2 separate regions of the Homo sapiens genome follow, and region 2 is linked to region 1. The links are chromatin loops, found by intact Hi-C in ENCODE. Cell type or tissue: PC-3. All regions are shown on one strand. Links, peaks and the distances in the headings refer to the core of each region. The heading gives the core; the rest is flanking DNA.

Evidence for each region. Peaks named below come from ENCODE experiments on the same cell type or tissue, not always from the same donor. Only the 100,000 strongest peaks of a DNase experiment are listed, where the experiment ranks them.
Region 2: a loop joins it to region 1, with 6 times the contacts of the local background. A loop is called at or near these places in 2 of 110 quality-filtered maps.

What each region holds. Positions count from the first base shown.
Region 1 is chr1:6,242,504-6,251,589 of GRCh38, forward strand. It overlaps HES3 (hes family bHLH transcription factor 3), which reads left to right and starts at 1,676. Exons shown (of 4, transcript NM_001024598.4): 1 at 1,676-1,738; 2 at 1,848-1,943; 3 at 2,045-2,126; 4 at 2,607-3,075. The coding sequence starts at 1,863. The coding sequence ends at 3,004. It overlaps GPR153 (G protein-coupled receptor 153), which reads right to left. Exons shown (of 6, transcript NM_207370.4): 4 at 8,835-9,027; 5 at 7,937-8,121; 6 at 4,850-7,500. The coding sequence ends at 6,835. RefSeq lists enhancers at 1,814-2,371, 7,180-7,721 and silencers at 2,608-2,959, 2,803-2,962, 3,113-3,252, 3,373-3,672, 6,769-6,838. In PC-3, for the core only: CTCF peaks have their summits at 2,746 (motif pointing left), 2,947, 4,403 (motif pointing right) and 4,603; DNase peaks (open chromatin) are centred at 2,708 and 4,418; H3K4me3 peaks cover 1,613 bases; H3K27ac peaks cover 2,229 bases; H3K27me3 peaks cover 686 bases.
Region 2 is chr1:6,295,768-6,304,853 of GRCh38, forward strand. The region is part of intron 6 of ACOT7 (acyl-CoA thioesterase 7); the gene reads right to left. Among named protein-coding and RNA genes, the nearest start is that of GPR153, 39 kb to the left of the region's middle. RefSeq lists an enhancer at 5,445-6,644. In PC-3, for the core only: a CTCF peak has its summit at 5,208; DNase peaks (open chromatin) are centred at 4,734, 5,044, 5,984 and 6,984; H3K4me3 peaks cover 1,995 bases; H3K27ac peaks cover 7,543 bases.

The DNA.
Region 1 (9,086 bases), core at 680-8,679:
CCACCGCCCCAAGCTCGGAGCGAGTCGCATGGAGGACGCCCCGGCCCGGCCGGTCCTGGCGCTTCAAAGCTGCCCGGCGCGTGCCAGCGCCCGCCGCCTGGTCTCGGCCCCCGCCGCCCTCCCAGGCCCGGGTCGGCCCGGATCTGGCCCGCGGGCCCTGCGGTCCGGGCTGGACAGAGCCCCAGAGCTGCTGTTGCCGCTGCCTCGGCCTGAAAGGGGGAGGGCGTGGCGCGATTCTCCACGCTGCTTGGCGCCTGGGAACGCCGCTATCCTGGGAAGGGTAGGCGGGGGCGGGCTGGGGGGAGATGCCCTGGCTTGATAGAGCTGGGGGGCGCACCCCACCCTGAGTCCCTACACAGAAGCCGGTTTGTTCATTCCTCTGCCACAGGGCTCAGCTGCAGAATTTTTGCGACTTCCCTGTCACCCTCAGAAGCAATGGGGGCTGCATTGTTCAGAATATAATTTTACAAGCCCCAAAAACTAAAGCCATGAGGGCCCATGGGAGGTGTCTAGGTTTGAACCCAGGGACTTCCTGGAGGTCAGCCTTCCTGTCCATCACAGCAGCTACAGTTCAGCCTCCTGGAGTCCAACCAGGGGGATGGCCCCAGAGCCTTGCTGTAGGCCTAGCCCATCCTGGGGCAAGTGCTCCAGGCGCCTCCTCCACTGGGTCCGCCGTAGTCTGAATCATAGATTGGGGTGCGGGCCCTGGATCTCTCGAAGTGTGGCCTGGAGCTCTTCCCAGAATGTCAGTGGTCTCCTGCCACCACCACCTGTGCGTGGAGCTGAGAGCAGGCTCATGGGAGTAGACTTCTAGTGCTTCTCCATGGGGACAGGGTCTACCACCAAAGCCACCCAGCCTGGAAGCCCAGGGCTGTAAGGAAGGGAGAGGCAGCCGTGTTCACCCCACCTGCCTCCTGTGGGAAGTCCGCGTTGGATCCTAGCAGTGTCAGAGAACACAGGACCCAGGCTGCACCCTCACCAGGACCCCTCCCAATCCCAAGGCCCCAGCAAGGATGAGGCTGGCTGTGGCCCCGCGGGTGGGCTGCATGCTTTAATGGGACACAGGCTGCTGCATGGCCCCCGCGGGCTCAGCTTGTGCCTGGCTTTGAGCAGCCACAGGCAGAAAATTGCTGCATTGTCCCGACATTAGGGCAACTAATGCGGCGTTGCGGGTATAACCAGAGCATGAAGTGCATAAAGAGGCGTCGCCTTGGCATCTTCATCAGTCCCGAGGGAGCCCAGAGCCCTGTCATAGTCAGTGAGGCAGCCTGTGGCCAGCTGGCCCATGTACCTCCCCAGTAGGTGACCCCTGGAATGCTTGCACTCCAGGGTATCAAGGACTTGGCAAGTGGGACTGGAGAACTTACGGGGATTGGGACAGGATGGGCATGGAGGGGGTGGGCATGGCAGGGGTCCTCAGACTGGGGAAGTGGTGGAGGCCAGAGAGATAAGGAAAAGACAGATAAAGGGGAGGGGGGGGTCCCTCGGGAGACAGGGGGGGTCCTGAAGGTGAGAGGAAGCCTAGGCTATGGGAGGGGGCTGAGGGAAGGAGGTGGGGAGCTTCCCAGTGCGTCCTCCCTCGGTCCCCTCCTCCTCAAGGTTTCTAGAGTCCAGAGGGCCTCATTGACATGTAAACGAGGGTCCCTATAAAGGCGGCGCTGCCTCGCACTGGTGCATGGACTGCAACATGGGCACGGAGCCTGCTGCCCGGGGCAGCCTCCCCGGCAACTTCCGAAAGGTCTGGGGTCTTGAGGGACTAGGGGCAGGCACCCTTCCCCGGGAGGTGTGGGGGGGTGCCGAGGGCAGGAGGGTGGCAGTCCTGCACTCTAAAGGCTGTTCATCTGCAGATTTCCAAGCCGCTGATGGAGAAAAAGCGCCGGGCACGCATCAATGTGTCACTGGAGCAGCTCAAGTCGCTGCTGGAGAAACACTACTCGCACCAGGTGAGACTCAGGCGGGGTGGGGGTGGGTGGGTGATACGATCCCAACCTCCCTCTCTCCACCTCGGGAGGCCGGTCTAATAGACCTTTCCATGGTCGGGTAGATCCGGAAGCGCAAATTGGAGAAGGCCGACATCCTGGAGTTGAGCGTGAAGTACATGAGAAGCCTTCAGAACTCCTTGCAAGGTATAGGGGAGGGCTGGAGGGAGGAGGGGGAGGCTTGTGGGATCAGAGCCAGGGATGCACAAGGCCAAATAAAGAGGGATACCTCAAGGACCGCTTGACCCCGGGCTTTTGAGACCAGCCTGGGCAACATGGCAAGACAGCAAATATAAAGAGGACAACTCGGAGGCAGGTGCAGTTGGTGAGGAGGGGGCCCCAGCTCGCTAGGGGGCGAGGGAGGAGCAGTAAAGCCCGGGCTGGCTGTGCGATTGCAATCTGGGTGGTAGGTCTGGACCCCGGGGGAGACGTTCGGGTCGTCTGACCTCCGCCCTCCTCTTCCCTTCCTCAACACGCTTCCTCCCTCCTTTCCCCTCCACCTCCACTCCCCTCTCCTCCCTCCCTTCCTCCCCTCCCCTCCCTCCCCCTTCCCCTCCTCTCCCTCCCCCTCCCCTTCCCCTTCCCTCTCTTCCCCTCCCTGTTTCTCGCGTCCGCTCTTCCCCACAGGGCTCTGGCCTGTGCCCAGGGGAGCCGAGCAACCGTCGGGCTTCCGCAGCTGCCTGCCCGGCGTGAGCCAGCTCCTTCGGCGCGGAGATGAGGTCGGCAGCGGCCTGCGCTGCCCCCTGGTGCCCGAGAGCGCCGCCGGCAGCACCATGGACAGCGCCGGGTTGGGCCAGGAGGCGCCCGCGCTGTTCCGCCCTTGCACCCCTGCCGTCTGGGCTCCTGCTCCGGCCGCCGGCGGCCCGCGGTCCCCACCACCCCTGCTCCTCCTCCCCGAAAGTCTCCCTGGCTCGTCCGCCAGCGTCCCCCCGCCGCAGCCAGCGTCGAGTCGCTGCGCCGAGAGTCCCGGGCTGGGCCTGCGCGTGTGGCGGCCCTGGGGAAGCCCCGGGGATGACCTGAACTGAAGGCGCTCCCTATTTGGTCTCGCGACACAGGGACTATTTTCAGCACGCCCACAGTGACTGCCAGGACCCCCCAGTCGTCCGTTCTGGTCGTGGGGCGGGGGTGGCTTGGAGAGGGCCGCGCACCCCGCAAGCGCAGGGAAATACCCCCAGCCCTGCCGGACTGGGTCTGCGCGTCTGGGCATAATCCACCCCCACTCTAGCTCCACCTACACACGCCGGACCGCTCGCTCTCCGCCCATCCTCCGGAGGGGCTGGGAGGGGGTGTCCTGGGCTGCGCCCCTTTCCCAGGGACCCCTGGCGGGCAACCCGCCCGCCCCCACCCCCGCCCGGTTGCCGCGCAGCGGTGGGAATGTCGCAGTTGGCAACAGCGCAGAGCTGACCCCTCGCAGCGAGGAGAATCGCTGCCCCGCCCCGGACCATTCAGCGGACCGCGGGCGCCCGGTTCCCACCGGCACAAAGCGCGCCTGGCCCCGCCCCGCCGGCAAGGGGCCCCCAGCCTCCCCCAACCCGGGATCCTCTTGACTTCCAAGGACCTCCTTCGCAAGCGGTGCTGCCCACCGGGCTGGCGCATTCCCCGAGGCCCACCCTTCTCAGAAGCCCCGCCCCTAAGATGCACCGCCCCAACCGGACGCCCCGCCCACGCGGTTCCTGGAAGGGACCCATTGCTTGGTGGCACCAGCTTGAAGGCTGCAAAAGTGAACCCGGTGCCTCTCGTGGGAGAGGGGAACGCCTTCCGCTCGACAAAGACCCTGGCCCACATTCCAAGCCCGGACCCCGTAGACCCCGCAGCTCCAGATCCCTAGGGCTGCCGGAGAATCCAATCCCTGGACGGCTCTCGGAGCGCGCTGCGCCACTTTATTGGTCCATAATGAGGTCACTGCTGCGCACGGACTTCGGTGGTGGGAGGCTCTCAAGTCAGATTTTCTTCCCCTGGGCTTCTGGCCCAGGAGTCCGGGCCAGCGAGGGGCAGCTTGGGTTGTGGGGTCAGAGATCCTGGCACCCTCTCCCGACACCTTGTAATTCAGAATAAAGCCAGCGCGAATCTGCGAAGTCGGTATCAAGAGGACACCAGAGGTCTAATGTCTCCCACCCCTGCGATGCCTAGTTAGGTGCATCTTTTGTAACCACAAATACCAACTTTCTACAGAAGCTCTTCTCTTTTTGGGCGGCCCTGACCTGCAGGGCACTAAACCCGTCCTGGTCCAAACGCGTGGAGAAGGACCCACGGTCCTTCAAAAACCCAGCTCCACTGTCGCACCTAATGGGCTCGCTGGAGCTGGGGCGAGGGTGGGAGTCCCGGCTGTCGCCGTCCAGGGTGGCCTCTCCGGTCTGCTTCCCGCGGTGTGGGGTGGGGTAGAGGCCAGGACAAATCCCTCTGCAGTCCACCAGGTGGCGGTGTTGCACTGCAGACCCAAAGGTCCTTCCTCCAAACTCCAGGGCGGGCGCGCGGGGGGACAGGGGCTCGACAAGTCCCAAGCAGCTTAGGCCCAGCTCCTATTGCCCTGCCCTGTTCTGTCTCTTCAGTCAAGCTCACGGTGACTAGCAGCCCCAGGTGCCAACCCTGGGGCAGGGGTTGCCACCTGGGCTAATAGGGCCTTTCCTCCACTGGTGGGCTGTGGAGCCCACCCCACTGCTTCATCCTGTTGCTACTCCAGGACCATCTCACTCCTCACTCGCTGGTGGGACCTGAGCATTTGTCTGAAGACAGAGAGCAAGTCCAACCCCCCAAAAATGTCACACTACCAGAAGAACTCAGGTTCCAGAGGAAGACATTAAGGGCAGCTGGCCAGCCCTGCTGTGGGGTTGTAGAAGGGTTTTCTACGAAACCAGCCTTGGAATGCCAGGTGCAAATCATAAGGAAGTTTTTATTGGGTCCTGTACAGAAGAGAAATGCTCCGTTGTCAAAAAACTACAAAGGGATCCCTGGCTCTGGGTGTGCTATGAAGACAACTCCCTCCCCAGTGAGCCCAGGGAACAGGCTGGATGCTGGACAAAGTTTGGGAGGGAGCTCCAGGCCCAGGGTCCTCCACTTGGGGTCTCCCCCTTTATGTTTGTAAAAACCGCAGGATTGGAGTATTTAGAGGACTCTGTCCCCCTGCAAGTATTGCCGTTGGATATGAAACACACAGAGCAAAACCCCAAGGTGACAAATGAGTGAAAACCTAAGGTGACAAGTGGACAGACGCCCCCCAGATGGAGGAGACACTGGCTAGCTGGCGACCTCTGCCCCTACGTAACTTGTCAGTCCTTGAAGGCACAGCAGCATTGGCCAGAGATGGCCCCTCCCGCGGCCAGGGCTGGATTGCAGTTCCCTGCCTTGCTCACCTGTGGCCACAGCTCATACCCCCAGTTACCCCACAGCCAGGGACTGGAGGGGCCTCTGAAGCACAGACAGGCTTAGGCAGCCTCCCACCCCCACCCCAGCAGCTTCTTCTGGGAGTGGGACCCTATCTGAAGGATGAAGAGATGGGCTTGGCCACCTGAGGGCCAGAAGGAACTGGGCACAGGCAGGCTCTATGCTCACCTTGGAATTACCCCAGGTCTTCATATTGTGGGGCCACTGTGTAGGGGTAGGGGTCTGGAGGAGACAGCCTTCTCATCTACCCTATTTCACTAGCTCAAGGTTATAGCTGTTCCTGGTTCTCCTTAGCCTGGGAAGACCCAGGGCCCATGGCAATGCCCAGGCCTGTAAGGGGTCTGCCCAGGATGGAAGGCAAAGAAATACATTGCTCCCAGGGGTTGGACGCCTGCCCGGGACCAGGCCTTGAGCTGAGAACCTGGAAGCCCCTGCCAGGATCCCTTCCTGGCCAGGCCTGCACGGGTGGGGAGTGAGGCTGGGGATGACGCAGGGACACGGAAGGCCAGGCCCTGCTGCCCTCGTGCTCTCCGCTTGCACCTGCCAGCGTCATGGTGGGAGCCATGGAGGGAGATGATGTGGTGGGGACAGGCAACGACGGCAGAGTAATGAGGGTGGGGACACTAATGGTGGTCAAGGTGGCTCAGGTGCCATTGGTGGTGGTCCACAGTGTTGTGCTTAGCTGGGGTGGAGTGTGGGTTCCCAAGGGGGCAGGGGGCACTGAGAGTGGGAGGCCTCAGGCCTAGGGAGCCACACCAGGCCACATGCTGAAAACGGACCTCCACAAAGGCCGCAGAGGGCTCTAGACTACCTCTCACACCTGGGCCACTCAGTGGCGAGGGCCTACAACCAAGAGACTTCAAACAGCCCTGAGAGTTAACGTGGTCACCTGCTCATCACAGATGGGGAAACTGAGGCAGGACAGGTCGGAAGCAGGGAAACCTGATCAAAGCTTGTTCGGGCTCTGAACACCCCTGTGCTTAGAGACCCTCTGTACCCTCCCCCCCCCCGAAGGGTGTGGCGGTTATGGTGCAGTGTGGGTGGAAAGCCCCTGGGGAGGCCAATGGCTCCAGCTCAGCCTCTCCAAAGCGGGGCTTTGTCCGATCCCGCAGTGGCCCTGTCTCAGGTTCCCTGCTCCCGACGTCCTGTTGCGCAGGGCTGGTGATGGCGCAGCTGGACGTGTGCACATGTCACTCACTACCCAAGCCCAAGCTTGGGATGTCACTCAGCTCCCCAGGCCCGACCTCACTCGGCCCGGGACATGCGGTGCCCAGCGCAGTCGTCCGGGGCAGCCGTCGCCCCTGGGACAAGGCCAGCTGGGAGGAGCCGGAAGACAAACGCTGAGGCCAACGCCCCCTCACCCCTGGGAGGGGTGGCGCATGTCTGCGCGCGGGGCGGAGGCGGGCGTCTTTGGTGCTGCGGCCCCGGAGAGCGGCCTGGCCTGCCTGGCGTCCGTGGGGAGGCGCCGGCGGTCCTAGGACGCGGAGCCCAGCGAGTCCGAGTGCAGCGTGGCGTAGCCCGAGGACTCGGAGGGGGAACTCAGGAAGCTGCTGGTGCTGCCGCCGCCGCCCGCCGCGCGCAGCCCCCCGGGCTCGCCCCACGACGCGCTCAGGCCGGGGCGCAGAGAGCCGGCGTGCGAGTGCGCAGAGGGGCGTGGCCCTGGGCTCCGCTGGGCGCTGCTTGGGGGCGTCGGGGCCTCTCCGGGATCTGCGCCGTCGGGGGCGGCGGGCGCAGCGGGGAAGGGCCCGGGCGGGCGGCGCAGGGCCTGTGGCTCGCACTCGAAGGCGGTCAGGGCGAAGGCGTCGGGCAGCAGCGAGGCCGAGGCGGAGCGGGGGCCGGGCCCGGGGCGGCGGCGCGGGCTGCCGGGGGGCGAGTCGCGGGCTCCCCGCGGGCCGCTATCCAGGGCCGAGGGCCGCAGCGACAGCAGGCTCTCGGCCGAGCGGCGGCGCGCGCGGGACGGTGGTGCGTCCTCCGCGAAGGCCAGGAGGCTGGCGCGGCGCCGCTCGGGCCCGGCAGGCAGCACCAGGTGCGCCAGGGCGGCCAGGTCCTCGCCGGAGCCCCAGCGCGGCAGGAAGGCGGGCAGCGGGACGGCGGCCCACACGTCCGCATCGTCGTGGGAGAAGCGCCGCGTGGGCGGGACCTGTCAGGACGCGGCTGGCTTTTACCCCGAGCTGCCCTCCTGGGAAACGGGGACAAACCCTTCTCCACCCTGGGGAAAGGCCTTCCGTGGGTCAGGGACCAGGCTGCGCGCTGGGGCAGTCTGGCTGGGAGCTGTGAGGTTTGGTGCAGTCTCTTCGAGCCGCAGGGCTGTGTCAGACAGCTGGGGTCGGTTGGGGAGGGCGCTCGTTGAGGATACTGAGCCGGCAGGAGATAACTCATGTGACAGGGACCATGGGGGTGGCGGTTGGGGCCCACCCACACAAGCTGTGTGACCTTTGGACAGCCCGTCCTCGGATGGTGACAGCCACCCCTGCGACTGCAGAAGGCGTGAGATGGGCTCCGAGTGGAGAGGCCTCGGGGAGCTCAGGACACCCTGTCACCCGCAGGTGCGGCCTCTCCCCCAGCCCTGCGCTCACCTGCAGGTATTGCATCTTGTCCTCCTGCAAGGGCCGCAGTGGGTAGAGCTGGGGCAGGCCCCCCTCCAGGGCGGAGATCTCATACTTGGCCATCCTATCTAGGGCCACAAAATCACCTCCATAGCCATAGTCCAGGGAGCGCTCCAACACCAGGTCCGGGGAGATGCCACCTTCCAGGCTGGTCTCTGTAGGGTGGGGGGTGGGTGGGGGGGCAGAGCCTTAGGGTCATGGAAACTTGGGGGCATCTGGGAGGGAATCCCAGGGATCCCCCTGAGATCCCCCAACAGACATATACAAGGTAGGGGGCTGGTTAGCTGAAAAGGGAATGGGAGGGGTTCTGGGTTCAAATCCCAAATATGCCACCCTTTAGCTGTGAGACTGGGCAGGGAGGTCACTCACTGAGACAATTTCCTTATCTAGGACATGGGGTGGGACCAGAGGTGACCTCGGGAGGACTAAATAACACACGCAAGGGGCTGGCAGTGCCTGGACAGAGCACGGGCTGGGCTGAGGGTAATGGGATTGCTGGTAACGGTATCCAGACAGGACCTCGGTCTGCAGGAGCCCCCAGGGCAGCTTGCTGGGGATCCCTGAGGTTGGGGGGTGAGCCCAGGAGCTCCGCTGGAGCACTTGCAGACATGTCTACCCTGCTCTCTGTTAACCAGAACATCCCATTACTTGGAACCTGGGGCAGCCAAGCCAGATAGGAGAGTGCCCTGTGGGAACCTGGCTTAGGTCCCTTGGACATTCAAGTACATTTGGGGGTGACACGGGGTGTCTGGTGGTTGAGAATGAAGTCACCTCCTTAGTGGCGTTGCCTGACAGCCGTTTTCCTGCCAACCCCAATGACCTAACCTAGACGCCACTCTCCCTGGGGCCACTCTCAGGCCATCCTCACCATCGTCTGACTCCTCGTCGTTGGCCATGAGGGCCATGCACTTCTCCCGGACAGCTTTGAGGTCAGCCCGGTAGCGGTCGCAGGCCCAGAGGAACACAGGCAGCAGCAGGGCCTGGGCCACGGAGCACCACAGCACGCAGAGTGCCATCCAGGGCGCTGAGGCGTCGGCCCGCAGGCTGCTGAAGCTCACCACCTGTGGGCACAGGGCTCGGCCTGGCACCTGCAGGACCCCCCACCATCACACAAGCTCCC
Region 2 (9,086 bases), core at 501-8,500, 53 kb after region 1:
GATTAGGGGGATATGGGAATGACCACTAATGGGTACAGGGTCTCTTTGTAGGAGTAATGACAATGGTCTCAAATTGACGGCAATAGTAGTTGCACAACTCTGTGCAAATACAAAAAAAAAAAATCAACAACTTGTACACTTTATTTTTGTTTTTGAGACAGGGTCTCACTTTGTCACCCAGGCTGGAGTACAGTGATGTGATCTCAGCTCATCGCAGCCTCAACCTCCCCAGGCTCAGGTGATCCTCCTACTTCAGCCTCCAAAGTAGCTGGGATGACAGGCACATGTTACCACACCTGGCTAATATTGTTGTAGATGGGGTCTTGCTATGTTGCCCAGGCTGGCCTCGAACTCCTGGACTGAAACGATCTGCCCACCTCACCTCCCAAAGTGCTGGGATTACAGTCGTGCTACTGAGCCAGGCCAGTACACTTTAAATAGGTGAAATGTGTGGTATGTGGATCATCGTCAGTACAGCTGTTATATCAAACAAACAAACAAAGACTCACTGAAAGAATACTGGAGAATACTCGGGCTGCAGATGTCCGCTTTTACTCAGTCTCTCTTATTTGATGGACCACCACTGTGCACATGCTGGTCCCCCACCCCCAGTTCTCATCCCTGGTACAACACATATATTACAATTATTTCAATTTTTAATTTTTTTTTTTTTTGAGACGGAGTCTCGCACTGTCGCCCAGGCTGGAGTGCACTGGCGCGATCTCCGCTCACCGCAACCTCTGCCTCCCAGGTTCAAGCAATTCTCCTGCCTCAGCCTCCCGAGTAGCTGGAACTACAGGCACGTGCCACTATGCCCAGCTAATTTTTTGTATTTTTAGTAGAGACGGGGTTTCACTATGTTGTCCAGACTGGTCTTGAACTCCTGACCTCATGATCCGCCCACTTCAGCCTCCCAAAATGCTGGGATTACAGGCATGAGCCACCGCACCTGGCCATAACTTTTTAATTTATTTTTTATTTTCTTGCAGAGATGGGGTCTTGCTATATTGCCCAGGCTGGTATCAAACTCCTGAGCTCAAGTGATCCTCCTGCTTCAGCCTCCCAAAGTGTGGGGATTACAGGAGTAAAGTAGGCCACCGCTCCTGACTCTTATTTCACTTAAAAATTTAAAATGTACCTTTACTTAGGTTGAACTACATGAAATTGCCAATAGTCAACAATATTTGACTTACAAAAGCAGCAAAGTGATATTAACCAACTTAATACCTATTAGAAATTTTAGAAAGTTATGTACATTCACCCTAGGACACAGAATGATTTTTTTTTTTGACGCGGAGTCTCGCTCTGTCACCAAGATTGGAGTGCAGTGGCACAATCTCAGCTCCCTGCAACCTCTGCCTCCCAGGTTCAAGCTATTCTCCTGCCTCCGCCTCCTAGTAGCTGGGATTACAGATGTGTACCACCACACCCAACTAATTTTTGTATTTTTAGTAGAGACAGGGTTTTGCCATGTTGTCCAGGCTGGTCCCAAACTCCTGACCTCAGGTTATCTGCCTGCCTCGGCCTCCCAAAGTGCTGGGATTACAGGTGTGAGCCACTGCACCCAGCCAAGGACACAGAATGATTCCTAATAAACCCAGAGAGAGGCAGAAAACCAGACTCCATCCCACAAGCGAAAACCAGACTTGTACAGTCACGTTTAGGGTGGGAATCAAATGCCCACAGCATCCAGCAGGTGAAGCTGGAAAGAGCAGAATTAGTGGGGGCCCCGAGCAGAGGCCAGCCAGGGCCCCCTGCTGCTCAGCTCCTACCTAGCGCCCCCCATGGGGACCCCATTCTTCAAGAAACACATCCACCTAATGAGAGGCACGCATCTTGTGGGCATCTGGACTCTACCAACTAGAGAAAAAGATGAGCACCTGGCGAGATGTGAACAGTGATTGGGTATTCGACGATACTAAGGACTTATAAGTGTGTTTGGGAGGATGTGATAGCGCTATTGTGGGTGTTCAAGGTAGGAAGTTATCTTTTAGATACAATATCTGGGATCTGCTTCGAAATACCGCAGTGGGAAAGAGGTGAGGCAGGAACGGGCAGGTGTTGCCCATTGCTGGTGCTGGGAGACGAATACCCAGGGGCTTGGGATGCTCTACACTCTGCTTTTGTGTATATCTGAGCATTCCCAGAATAAAAAGCTAAAACAGAGACATGGGTGTTATTGATTAAAGCATTATGTTTTTATTACCATGACTTTTCCCACAGAAGCTATAAGAAGATGCTGCTAAATGAGGTAGGACAGGTGAGGGGAGGAGGGGCCAGGTTCACGCTCGCTGCACTTTCGCCTGTCCTTTCAAACACCTGGGGCATCTGTTCGGCTCAACCTGTGCTGGGGGCATCAGCATCCCCGTCTTTCTTTTTCTTTTTGAGAAAGAGTCTCTCTCTGTCACCCAGGCTGGAGTGCAGTGGTGCAACCTTGGCTCACTGCAACCTCTGCCTCCCGGGTTCAAGCGATTCTCCTGTGTCAGCCTCCTAAGTAGCTGGGATTACAGGAGCCCGTCACCATGCCCAGCTAATTTTTGTATTGTTAGTGGAGTCGGGGTTTCACCATGTTGACCAGGCTGGTCTCAAACTCCTGACTTCAAGTGATCCACCTGCCTTGGTCTCCCAAAGTGCTGGGATTACAGGTGTGAGCTACTGCGCCCAGGTGCATCTCCATTTTTCAATCAGCATCCCCATTTTCAAATGAACAACGGAGGCCCTAAGTCACATGGAGGTCCGATTCTGAAGAAAGAGTGCAGGTGAAATACCGGGAAAATAGCTGTTTGGCAAGGGAAAGAATCCTAGGCAGCGGATTTTCTCCCCCAGGCAAATAAGATGCCGCTCCGGGTGCCAGGCAGGGCAGGGCACCTCTGGGCTTCAGGTGGCTTGGCTCTCACAGTTCTGCAAGGTGGTTTTATGTTGTTATTGGAAATAGAAGGTGCAGGTTGGCTAAGCCACCACCAGGCTCTCCTGGTCTCTCTCCCATGGCAAGGGGCCTCCATAAAGGCCCAGCAAGCCCAGCCCTCACAGGGTAGAGGACGGTTGGGCCAGGTCCCTAGCCCAGGACGGCAAGGAAGTGAAAACACAAAACAGAATAGGATCATCCGTGTGTCAATATCGAGGGCTTCCTTGGAGGGGGCAGCCTCAGCTTCTGAATTAACCACACCCACCTGTGAGTGGGCCCCTACCACAGTGTGGTTCAGGAGCAGAGTCTGGAATGAGGCCTGGTGCGAATCCCCCTGCCCCATCGCCCATGCCTGGAGGGGCTTGAGTCCCTCTGTCCCCGTCTAGAGTGTGAGAGTCACTGCCATAGCCTGGCTGGGAGTGAGTCCCCATCACCTCCGCCACTGCCGGCTGGGTGACCTTGGGCAGGCAGGTTGCCCTCCCTGAGCCGTGGGCTCAGTGTCTGTCAGGCAGAGGAGGTGACGGCGCCCACAGGCAAGGTGACTGAGGAGCAAATGGGATGACCATGTGGCTGCCAGCAATGGCAGCTGCTATCATGGGATGTGGGGATTTGGTGGACATCTGTTGAGCTGAACACTAATTTAATTTAGGGCTTTGGGGACAGATCTGAGGTTTGGAGGCTGAACAGAAAAGGAAAGAAAAATGAAATAACTCAGAACACCAGGTAACATGCTGGCTGAGAACCCCACACACTTGGCTCAGGTGGGCAAAGGAGGGATCCAGAGGACAGTTGGCCTCCCCTTACCAGGCACCACACACAGAGGGCATAGAGGACAGTCGGCCTCCCCTTACCAGGCACCACACACAGAGGGCACAGAGGACAGTCGGCCTCCCCTTACCGGACGCCACACACAGAGGGCAGAGAGGCCCACCCGGCCACCTCCTGACTAGGTACTAGGTCATGGCTTCAGAGAGAGAGAGAGAGAGAGCGCAAGTGTGTGTGTGTGTGTGTGTGTGTGTAGGGCACGTGTGTGCGTGTGTTTAAGGGGCTTAGTAGCGGCAGAGCTGCAGCCCACAGACTGAGTTCTTCTAGGTTGATCTGCCTCATAAAGAAACTGACTTGTGACCACAACAGCTGGACTAGTGGTCCCACTCACACACACAGCCAGCACAGGTGTGCCACGGAATTCCACGGCATTTCCCACAGACCAACTCTAAATACTGCCCTGGGCAGCCAACAGAAGCTCTGTCAGCCTCCAATGGGGGCCAGGACCAGCTGCATTTGCCATGAAACGCTGACCATTTATATTCAGAAAATGGCAACCTGGTGATGAAGTGACAACAGCTGAGCACAGGAATGACGATGAGCCAGCAGGATTCCAGCAGGACCGTGTGTGCTGGGGAGACACATTGTTAACTGGAGTATGTGAGAAGTTTATCACCAAATGTGCACTATATGTGGCCTTCCTCAGGGGGAGATACGTCGCCATCCAGCAGCTAGTCAGGGTCCTCCTAGGAACAAATGAGCCAGGGACAAGCAGGAGTTTTAAGGAAGGGACACCAAAGCCTAGCATCAGGAGCCAGGACAGCACATGGACACAGGGTCCTGATGCTGCTGGGGGCCGTGAGCTGGATGCTGAGGGCAGCGGCTGGCATTGCCGGGGAAGCTGGTGCCAGGCATGGCCCAGCATGTCACATAGAGGAACTCGGCTGCAAAGTCAGTGCCATGAGCCGTGAACTTTGTCTGTTCACTGAGGCAGCCTGAGTCCATGACTCACAGCTGGCCCCTCCCCTCTCCACAAACACGGAATCTCACCGGACCCCACCCGATCCTGTGATGCACAAGGCCGGCCCTCTCCACAAACACAGAATCTCACCGGACCCCACCCGATCCTGATGCGCGGCCGGCCCTCTCCACAAACACGGAATCTCACCGGACCCCACCCGATCCTGACGCGTGGCCGGCCTCTCTCCACAAACACAGAATCTCACCGGACCCCACCCGATCCTGATGCGCAGCCAGCCCCTCCCCTCTCCACAAACACGGAATCTCACCAGACAGCACCCTATCCTGATGTGTGGCCGGCCCCTCCCCTCTCCACAAACACGGAATCTCACCGGACAGCACCCTATCCTGATGCGCGGCCGGTCCCTCTCCACAAACACAGAATGACCAACACCGGGTCTCACTGGACAACACCCGATGAGGCAGCAGCCTCCCTGTCTCCATTCTACAAGTCAGGAACCAGACACATGGAGAGTCACGCTTCCAAAGTCACACCACTAGGGGTAGGATGGGACCGGACCTGACCTTGGGCCACCAGAGGCAATGCCATGTTGCCTCCCCATCCTGTCCTGTGACATCGAGTCCAGAGTGGAATTCTTCCCAAGATGATTGCAGGAAGGAGCGTTCAAAGTCACAGACCCAGAGTGTCCAGTGCTGGCCACCAGCTGGTGTCATCAACTCAGGGTGGTTTAGCTGTGGGGGAAGGAGGAGGGAAAGGAAGGGTTCGTGTTGGATTTAATGTTCAGAACTTAGGAAGTGCCTACAATTAACCCCTTGTTCTTCCATCCTGAAAAGCAGAATGAGAGAATAAATGGAAGGAGTTGTAATCAGCTCCTTCAAACCGGGGTTTGCCCCATTTATCCAAAAGGCTACCTTGTTGGTATGAGACTCCACAAGGGACCTCATGTTACTGAAAACCGCTCAGGATCCAAAGCACGTGACAGTCAACCCCGAGGGGAAGATGTGAGCGGCTATTGAGTGCCTGGTGTGCGAATACCCTCTTCACCACCCCCATGCTCCTGCAGGCTCCACACGGCACCCCCAGACCACACTGCATGATGTGACATGGACGCCTGCACTGGGTGAGGACCTGCCTCGTTGTCCCTGTGTCCCTGACCCAACACAGAGCTGGCATCTGGTGCTCAGGAAATGGTTGCTGAATGAATGAATTAATCAATGAATGAATGCAGGTTGACTAACAGGTCACAACCAGCCCAAGCAAGCTGCCCCAGCCACAAAGTATGTGGCTCCTTCAGGCAACAATTTGCGTCAAGAATTAGTCACAGATGAGGGCAGGAAAAGCTCATCCGGTCCCAGAAACCCCAAAGCCAGGTGAGCTTGATGACCGGCCAAAAAACCAAGCCCACACTCAAAATGATCTTGCTGTGTGAGCTGGACGGTGACATTTACAGGGACAGCCTCCTCCAGCCCCAGCAGCCAGCACACACGCACCGGCCTGGGAAACCACGCAGAGTTTAGATCAGCGGCAGACCTGCTATGAAACAACAACTTTATACTAACGATGGAAAAGGCCAAGACTGGTGGATGGAGTCAGTGCTATTCTGGGGCCCAGGCCAGGGGGGCTGTCGTAATCCCACCATGTGTGTCTATTATCAGATTATACCCCACACCTGGAGTTTTATTCTAAGGACCCGGAACAGTGACTCACGAGCGGTGGGAAATCAGGACGGTGTAGCATCCTGACTCTGGCAGACAAGGAGGTCTTTCAAGACCTGGGCTGGCCTCATGGACACTGGCCAGGGCAGCAGGCAGGAGGGCTCTGAGCTCCCAAAGGATCTCATCTGGAAGGATCTTTGTCCACTTCAGGTCATCTGCACCTCCCAGAGAAGTCATAGTAGGATCCTGGGCCAACTCAAGGCCAACTTTACGACTCAGGAGATAACCTTTCTCGGGGAAACACTTAGAACGGTCCAAAAACCAAGCGTTTGGCCTTGCGACAGCGAAGGCTCCCAGTCCCTGCAGGTGTTGAGGCAGCAGGATCAGAGGCGGGAGCAGAAACCCACCCGAGAAGACGGACCTGGCGAAAAACCAGTGCCTCAGCCTCCACCCACCCCAGTCTGTGTTTTCACAAATGCACTTTTTAGTGTCGATCCAGTGGGCTTGAGAAAAACATAGAAAAACCATGGTCTGTGTGTCAGCTGAACTCTGCTGGCTACTTAGAGGGAAGGAAAGTGATCTCATAAAAACTGAGATTTTAATCAACCACTGTTGATCACAAGCCCTCTCCTACCGGCGAGACACAACCCTGGGCATCCTGTTGTAGGGCCTCGTGCCAAGCCTGCTGGTTACCTGCCACCGAGAGAGAGCAATGAGGTCAGATGGTCCCTGCAGAAGTGAGATCATTAGAAAGCCACGTGCCCATCGTGTCCTGCGTGTAAAGACTGCTACCACACAATGCCTGTGTCTATGACAGCACACACAAGACACTACAATCAATGTGTTAACTGAGAAAACTAAATTTTAAGAAAACAACCCAGAAAAACATAGTGCCTTCCTCACAACTGCCTTTCTTGCCACCACTGTCCACCTGGGCCCCTGCCTTGCCAGAGGGAGCCACCCCGCTTCTGACGCTGGAAGCCACTGTCTCCCTTTCACTTTCTTCCGCTGTATTTAAAATATCGAGTGCCTAAGTTTTTTCCAAGATGCTTCTTTCCAGGTTCCTACTGAAAAGCCTCATCAATTTCCCCCACCGCAGGCACAACGGGTGCTGCCAACGTTGGAAAATAACTTTGGCACATTACAGTCCACCGCAGGCAGTCCTCATCTCCCAAGATCTGTAATTTAAAAGATGACAACAAAATTGTAGGACCCGCCGTCCTTGGAGCTGCATTTATTTCAAGAATTACGGGGAAAAAAAAAAGACTTTCTTGGCCACTAATGTATACACGTTAGGTACCAAAGGTATTTTTAATTGTAACATTTAACTGCTTATAGGTTTTTGTTTTGTGTTTTTTTGTTTTTAAGTATTGATCTGTCAACTGGCTTAAAAATAAGGCTTCATTTTCTTCTCCCAAGGCCTTGCTCGTGACTGGGTCAGGCTTGCCTGCAAACCCAAGGCGGCAGTTCACAGCTCGGAGCCCGTGTGCCGCTGTCTGTTCTGTGGGCGGCAATCTGAGATGCCCCCATTTCTATATTTAATCCCAACTGACGGAGCGTGGGCGCCGGCCTCCTATATTAAGAAAATGATAGTAACTTCATCTTGTTTTAAATACCCCACCCGTTAGTAATTACAAGAGTTCTGAAAAGATCCAGTTGAGTGAGAACCTGCGAGACAGCCCTGGCCTCTCCCTCCCAGGTTCTGTGGCTGGGACCATGGACAGAGGAATATTCACTAAGTGGTTCCCGGACGTCTGGGAGCATCATAGACCCAGGGAGAAGGGCCAAGAGCTGCCCACGCCCATTGATTCCTTACATTCTATAGAGTCTGAAGCAGGGAAGGGGGGAGGTCTTGACTGCTTCCTGATGTTTGAGTATCCATGCTTCACTTTCAAAATAAGGAAGCAGAGAAAGGGTAGATGGATTTTGCATCCCAACTGCCATGGAGGCCCCAGCAAGAGGAGGCTGCAGCTACACACGAGCCCCCAGGCCCACCCCTAAGAAGGACAGGCCAGTGAGAGGCTGCGGCCTCAGCCTGGAGGCTACCAAAGCAAGGTCGCTTCCTGGAAGGCCCAGAAATTTTGGTGGGGTGTCAGTTTCCTTCCAAGAGTCCAGGGGACGCTCCTTTTGAAGGGTTTGTGTTCATCACTTGGAACAGGGAAATGTTGTCAGTGGGTATCTGCCACGCATGCCCCTGGCGACCACAGCTAAAGAGAGAAGCACAGGCTGGACAATGTGGCACCAAAAAAAAAAAAAAAAGAAAGAAAAGAAAAGAAAAACACCCCCATCCGACCCGTACACAGGTAGAAAAGTACGTTCTTTTTTTTTTTTTTTTTTTAATTGATAATTCTTGGGTGTTTCTCGCAGAGGGGGATTTGGCAGGGTCACAGGACAATAGTGGAGGGAAGGTCAGCAGATAAACAAGTGAACAAAGGTCTCTGGTTTTCCTAGGCAGAGGACCCTGCGGCCTTCCGCAGTGTTTGTGTCCCTGGGTACTTGAGATTAGGGAGTGGTGATGACTCTTAACGAGCATGCTGCCTTCAAGCATCTGTTTAACAAAGCACATCTTGCACCGCCCTTAATCCATTTAACCCTGAGTGGACACAGCACATGTTTCAGAGAGCACAGGGTTGGGGGTAAGGTCACAGATCAACAGGATCCCAAGGCAGAAGAATTTTTCTTAGTACAGAACAAAATGAAAAGTCTCCCATGTCTACCTCTTTCTACACAGACACGGCAACCATCCGATTTCTCAATCTTTTCCCCACCTTTCCCCCCT